Regions from separate parts of the Homo sapiens genome. Here region 1 is linked to region 2. The links are chromatin contacts, found by Hi-C in ENCODE. All regions are on one chromosome and are shown on one strand. The core of a region is the stretch at or near the end of the contact, and the rest is flanking DNA. Distances in the headings are between cores, read along the strand shown.

Region 1 (2,970 bases), core at 202-2,701, 610 kb after region 2:
ACATCAAAGCAGAATGGATTTGTGGATCTGAGGTTAAATAATCATTTAGGGCAAAGCAGGCATCACTGGTCTGTGCTTATGTAACGATATTTCTCACTAGCTTCCTTCAAGAAGCATTTTTACTGATAGCATGTGACTGCCTAAGGAATTTGTGTTTTGACAACGTTTGCACTGTGATTGAGAATAGTGTGCACTGGGCCACGATGTTTTATGGAACAAGCACCATTGTTGGGATGATAAAACATTCAGAGGCATAAGTTACACACAACAGACAACAGTGTCTTCTGGGCACAATCTTTCATATCATGGAGGTTCCTGGAAACACACCACAGCCTGAAACACAACTGCCAGCATCAACGCAGTGAGGTTTTTTTATTTGATTACGTACAAGGGCAGAATCTGGCGTATCACAATATATCATAGGATGCACCTAAGAGCCAGGAAATGTTTCACATGTGTCAGGCTTCTAAATTAATCACAGCCTTTTTTTTTTTTTTGAGACTGAGTCTCGCTCTGTCACCTAGGCTGGAGTACAGGGGCGCGCGATCTCAGTTTGCTGCAACCTCTGCCTCCTGGGTTCAGGCGATTCTTCTGCCTCAGCATCCTGAGTAGCTGGGAGTACAGGCATGTGCCACTATGCCCAGCTGATTTTTGTATTTTTAGTAGAGACGGGATTTCACCATGCTGGCCGGGCTGGTCTCGGACTCCTGACCTCCAATGATCCGCCCGCCTCGGCCTCCTAAAGTGTGGGGATTACAGGCGTGAGTCACAGCTCCCGGCCTTGATTACAGCCGTTTATCCTGACAAATGTGTCAAAGGCTTCCCTGTGAGTAAAACAGAGATGGTGCCTCCATAGCACTGAGTTGCAATTCCAGATTTGTCATGTGTGTTAGAGGGCTTCTGGAGTCACTGCATTGCCCTTCTTAGTAAATGTAGCAGCTTTGCATTTTTGTTCGATTAAAGATATAAGAAGATGCTGCATGTTTTTCTAGCTACCCTCTTGGTGCTAACATCTTGCAGGGACAGCCCAGTTTGCATTGTGAGCCTTCTTGGCTGCGTGGACAGATTCTTGGGCAGCGCTAGTTACATCGGTACAAACATTCGAATTGTGTTATAATGTTAGTCCATTAGCAGAGCCCTTAGCTGGGAGTAATTGGCCACTACAGGGCCAAAGTAACCCGTTATTGTGCACTGGCATCGAGAGCAGTGTTTTAAGTGGTCTGACGGGATCTGTGTTTAGAAACTGCAGGTTGTGAGTTACTGTGTGTGAGGTGATCCAGTATTGCACTGTTGGTGTGATAATAAGGCTGAGCCCGAGACTTGGCTTCCACATTTATCATAAGGGGATAATGGCTTTGCGCTGTGGACAGCTGCGTTAGGATGAGGCAGATCGGTTTCTCTGGCTGCCCTTTCAATTCCACTCACCACCCTCACCCCGTAGTTTTCATGCCACAGAGATGCATGCCTTGGCCGCTGAAGTCAGTGTCTGCCTGGAGACTGCTGCTGGTGTCTGGCTTTGGGAGTGCGTGTGTGTGTGTGTATGTGTGCGCACGCACACGTGCCTCTGCCGTTGCTCCCTCTTCAGGCTTGTGTCTGCCTACAGAAAAGTCTAAAAGACATTCAAGTACTGAATATGATCATTTGCAGATCACTTCTGAAATGAACGATAACTACTACTAACTCTGTAACAAGAGGGAACAAGTTAAAAAAGATGATACTGCAATGCATGAAAAAACTGAAAAGTCAGTGAAATAGTTCTTCCTTACTAAAGTTATTAATATTTGGCGTCATGCTGTCCTTTGTGCCTTCATGTCATCGTGGTTGGGCACCATAGAATTCCAAGAATAAAGGAGCTTTGGAGCATGGGACAGGGCAGTCCTGTGCGTGTTTTTCGTTCAGCAAATCTGGCTGAATATGTGCTGAGTGCCCGTGGCTGTTCTAGGTTACAAAATTCAATAAGATCTCCACCTCCATGGAGCAGGGAGAGGTAGTACCAATAAACATAATAAATAAGCAAATTCTGTAGCATGTTAGAAGATGCCGAGTACCTATAGAACAGATTAAAGTGGGACCGAGCACAGTGGCTCATGCCTGTAATCGCAGCACTTTGGGAGGCCAAGGTGGGAGGACTGCTTGAGGTCGGGGGTTCAAGACCAGCCTGGGTAACATAGCAAGACCTCGTCTCTACAGAATTTTTTTTTAAATTAGCCAGGTATGGTGGTGTGCACTTGTAGTCCCAGCTACGTGGAAGGGTGAGGCGGGAGGGTCACTTGAGCCCGGGCTGCAGTGAGCTATGATGTTGCCACTGCACTCCAGCCTGGGTGACAGAATGAGACCCTGTCTCAAAAAATAATAATTTGTTTTTAAAAAGGATTAAGTGGTGTAGAGAGATTAAATATTCGAGGAGGAGGGACGGTTAAACTTCAGGGAGCAGGTGACAGCTAAGCAGCCTAAAGGAGCCACATGGGTAGAGGTTGCAGATATTTTCAGGAAGAGCATTGCAGGCAGGGGGAATGGTAAGTGAGGACACCCGAAGTGCGAGGGTGCCTGGTGTGGCCAAGGCCCAGCGGAAGGCTGGTGCAGCTAATGCTGGTGAGGTCGGGGACAAAAGACAGAAATAGGGGTTGAGATGTAACAGGAGGCCTCGTCCCATAGAGCGTTTTAGGCTCCCCAGGACTCCTGGACTTTGGGCTGACTCTGAGGAGGATGCAGAGCCGCTGGGAGATTTGGACAGAGGCGAATTGTGATCCCACTTGCGTTTGAACAGAACCACTCTGGCTGCTGTGCTATGTTGAGAATGGACAGTAGGGGGCAGTGGTGAAAGCAGGGAGAGTGTTGGGAGGCTGCGGCAGTGACCCAGTGACCGAGGGACCTAGTTAGGATGTGTTTTAGGCCAGGATGGTTGCCAGGGAGATAGGGAGATGGGGTAGGATTCTGGATGTATCTTCAGGACCATTAGCATTCCCTGGT
Region 2 (3,043 bases), core at 513-3,012:
GTTCGAGACCAGCCTGGCCAACACGGTGAAACCCCGCCTCTACTAAAAATACAAAAAATAGCCGGGTGTGGTGGTGGGCACCTGTGATCCCAGCTTCCTGGGAGGCTGAGGCAAGAGAATCGCTTGAATCTGGGAGGCGGAGGTTGCAGTGAGCCAGGATCACACCATTGCTGTCCAGCCTGGGTGACAGAGCAAGACTGCGTTTCAAAAAAAAAAAAAAAAAAACCCATTAAAAGAGGCCTCCTTCCTCCACTCTCTCAACCCCTCTGTTGGGTAACATGAAAAGACTGTATTCCTCTAAGATGTTGGGATTGATATACGTGATTTAATCTGCAATAGGTGGAATAACCAGGGGAACTGGTTATGAATATGTGAATGCAACCAGCAAATTTATCCTTGAAGGTGTGATGGTAGAAATAGGAAAACAACAAAAGAAAAACAATAACAAAAAAAGAAAGTGTGATGGCTGGGTGCAGTGGCTCACGCCTGTAATCCCAGCACTTTGGGAGGCTTAGGCGGCTGGATCACCTGAGGTCAGGAGTTCAAGACCAGCCTGGTCAACGTGGTGAAACGCCGTTTCTACTAAAAATATGAAAATTAGTTGGGTGTGGTGGCATGCGCTTGTAGTCTCAGCTACTCCGGAGGCTGAGGCAGGAGAATTGCTTGAACCTGGAAGGCAGAGGTTGCAGTGAGCCGAAATGGCGCCACTGTACTCCAACCTGGGCGACAGAGCAAGACTCCATCTCATAAATTAAAAGGAAAGTATGATAGTGTTATGGATTTTAGCTCTGAGTGAGCTGGAAAACTAGGTCATTATCTAGATGATTTCAGACTTGACCCTAATTGACCATATATGACCAGGAAACACTTCTGAGTTTACAGCTCCGTGGAGATGACCTCAACACTGCCTCTTGATTTGTTTGATGCATGTCACTTTCATTAATTTTCCCCCTCCTTTTTGAAAGTCCTGTGGCAGTACTAATATTTTCATTTTATGTAATCTCTGGTGCTGCTTTCCAGTCACTGTATGAAGTGTCTCCCCAACACTAGCAAATCTAGGTCCTACTAAATACAAATCTCTGGGTGGATGATCTTCTAGTACTGTATTTTTAAATTAAGGAGTTTTAGTTATAATGAAATTGATTTGTAGTCTGTTTTGCCGTAAACTTGTTTTTCTTTAAATTGTTCTTACAGTGATATCTTACTATTTTTAACTGTCTGGGGTTTCTGATATGGGGATTTCAGCCCCTGGTTAATCAGTCTTGTCCCTACAAGTCCCTGATGCAGTATGTTTATTTGTGATGTTTAAAGAACATTTCTTGGCTGGGCGCTGCGGCTTGCGCCTGTAATCTCAGCACTTTGGGAGGCTGAGATGGGTGGATCACCTGAGGTTGGGAGTTCGAGACCAGCCTGACAAAACATAGTGAAACCCCGTCTCTACTAAAAATACAAAAATTAGCTGGGCGTGGTGGTGGGTGTCTGTAATCCCAGCTATTCGGGAGGCTGAGGCAGGAGAATCGCTTGAACCCAGGAGGTGGAGGTTGCAGTGAGCTGAGATCCTGCCACTGCACTCCAGTCTGGGTGACAGAGCAAGACTCCATCTCAAAAAATAAATAAATAGAAAGAGAGAGAGAGGAAAAAAAAAGAAAAGAACACTTCTTTATTTGAGGGACTTTCCCAACACCAGGTGCTTGGGGATTTCTTAGAGATCACCAACCGACTCCCTCACTGTGAAATTAAACCAAGTACTGGAAACGTAACTAAACAGCGAACCATGTAGCTTCACCTGACTCAGTGCTGGGGGCCTCTACCATCTACTGTGCTTGTGTCATGATGCTTTTTCTCTGAAGTGGTGTGGGAAGTACCAGGGGACTGGCAGAAGCCCAGGCCCTCTCTACTTTTACCAGCAACTGATCATGTCTTTCAGAATCCATGTACATATAGGCTGTTCTAGCCACAGTGGTAGATTTATGATTCACATCCGAAAGTGTGCCTTAGTTATCAATTTAACATTTCTCTAGTATTCATATCCCTTTTCTTACCATATACCTCAGTGTATCCTTCCTGTGTCAAGCCTTATAAATCATGTAATTTAGTGCCACTCATGTAAATCAGTAAAATCACAAAGGTCTATTTAATGAAAACGATTTACCAATGTTGTTTTTTTTTAACAAGAAAAAAAATAAAAGCACATTGTCATTTTTTTTCCTCAGGACTCCTGGACTTCTTGAATTAAAAGATTTCAAAAGTCTAAGCACAAAAATGAGATGGAAGATTAGATCTTTGTAAAAGGTTAGTTTAGGCTGGGCGTGGTAGCTCACGCCTGTAATCACAGCACTGTGGGAGGTCAAGATGGGTGCATCACCTGAGGTCAGGCATTCGAGACTAGCCTGGCCAACATGGCTAAACCCCGTCTCTTACTAAAAATATAAAAATTAGCAGGGCATGGTGGTGCATGCCTGTAATCCCAGCTACTTGGGAGGCTGAGGCAGGAGAATCACTTGATCTCGGGAGGCGGAGGTTGCAGTGAGCCGAGATTGCACCACTGTACTCCAGCCTGGGTGACAGAGCGGGACTCTGTCTCAAAAAATAAAAGGTTACTTTAAATCTCTCCGAATTTCTTTTGAGACAGAGTCTCACTTTGTCGCCCAGGCTGGAGTGGTGCGATCTCAGCTCACTGCAACCTCCACCTCCTGGGTTCAAAAGATTTTCCTGCCTCAGCCTCCCGAGTAGCTGGGACTACAGGTACGTGCCACAGCCAGTTTTTTGTATTTTTAGCAGAGATGGCGTTTCACCATGTTAGCTAGGATGGCCTTGATCTCCTGACCTCATGATCCGCCCACCTTGGCCTCCCAAAGTGCTGGGTTTACAGGCGTGAGCCACTGTGACTGGTGGATCTCTCCAAATTTCTAATTTTACACCTCACAGTCTGTTCATGGTTTCTTTTTATGTCTTCTCTAACTCGAGTCATGAAATGTGTCTTCTGTTGGCTTAACCTTTCTACTCTCAATCACTACTGCAACATGGATCAGCATTTTACATT

What was found. A loop is a pair of places that touch in the nucleus more often than their neighbours do. Pooled maps may share reads with other maps.
Region 1: a pooled map shows a loop between it and region 2 (8-fold over the local background). The contact joins two enhancer-like sites. A Hi-C loop is called at or near these places in 1 of 37 single-sample maps with no recorded cell type and 15 of 50 pooled maps.

The regions. Positions count from the first base shown.
Region 1 is chr10:12,727,285-12,730,254 of GRCh38, forward strand. The region is part of intron 3 of CAMK1D (calcium/calmodulin dependent protein kinase ID); the gene reads left to right. Among named protein-coding and RNA genes, the nearest start is that of MIR548Q, 3.4 kb to the left of the region's middle. Within about 2 kb of position 1,452, at least 3 of the 41 ENCODE cell types and tissues checked have a DNase peak (open chromatin) inside an H3K27ac peak, as active enhancers do.
Region 2 is chr10:12,121,014-12,124,056 of GRCh38, forward strand. It overlaps DHTKD1 (dehydrogenase E1 and transketolase domain containing 1), which reads left to right. Exons shown (of 17, transcript NM_018706.7): 17 at 1-2,208. Among named protein-coding and RNA genes, the nearest start is that of SEC61A2, 7.1 kb to the right of the region's middle. RefSeq lists enhancers at 626-765, 826-875, 1,616-1,705. Within about 2 kb of position 1,763, at least 4 of the 41 ENCODE cell types and tissues checked have a DNase peak (open chromatin) inside an H3K27ac peak, as active enhancers do.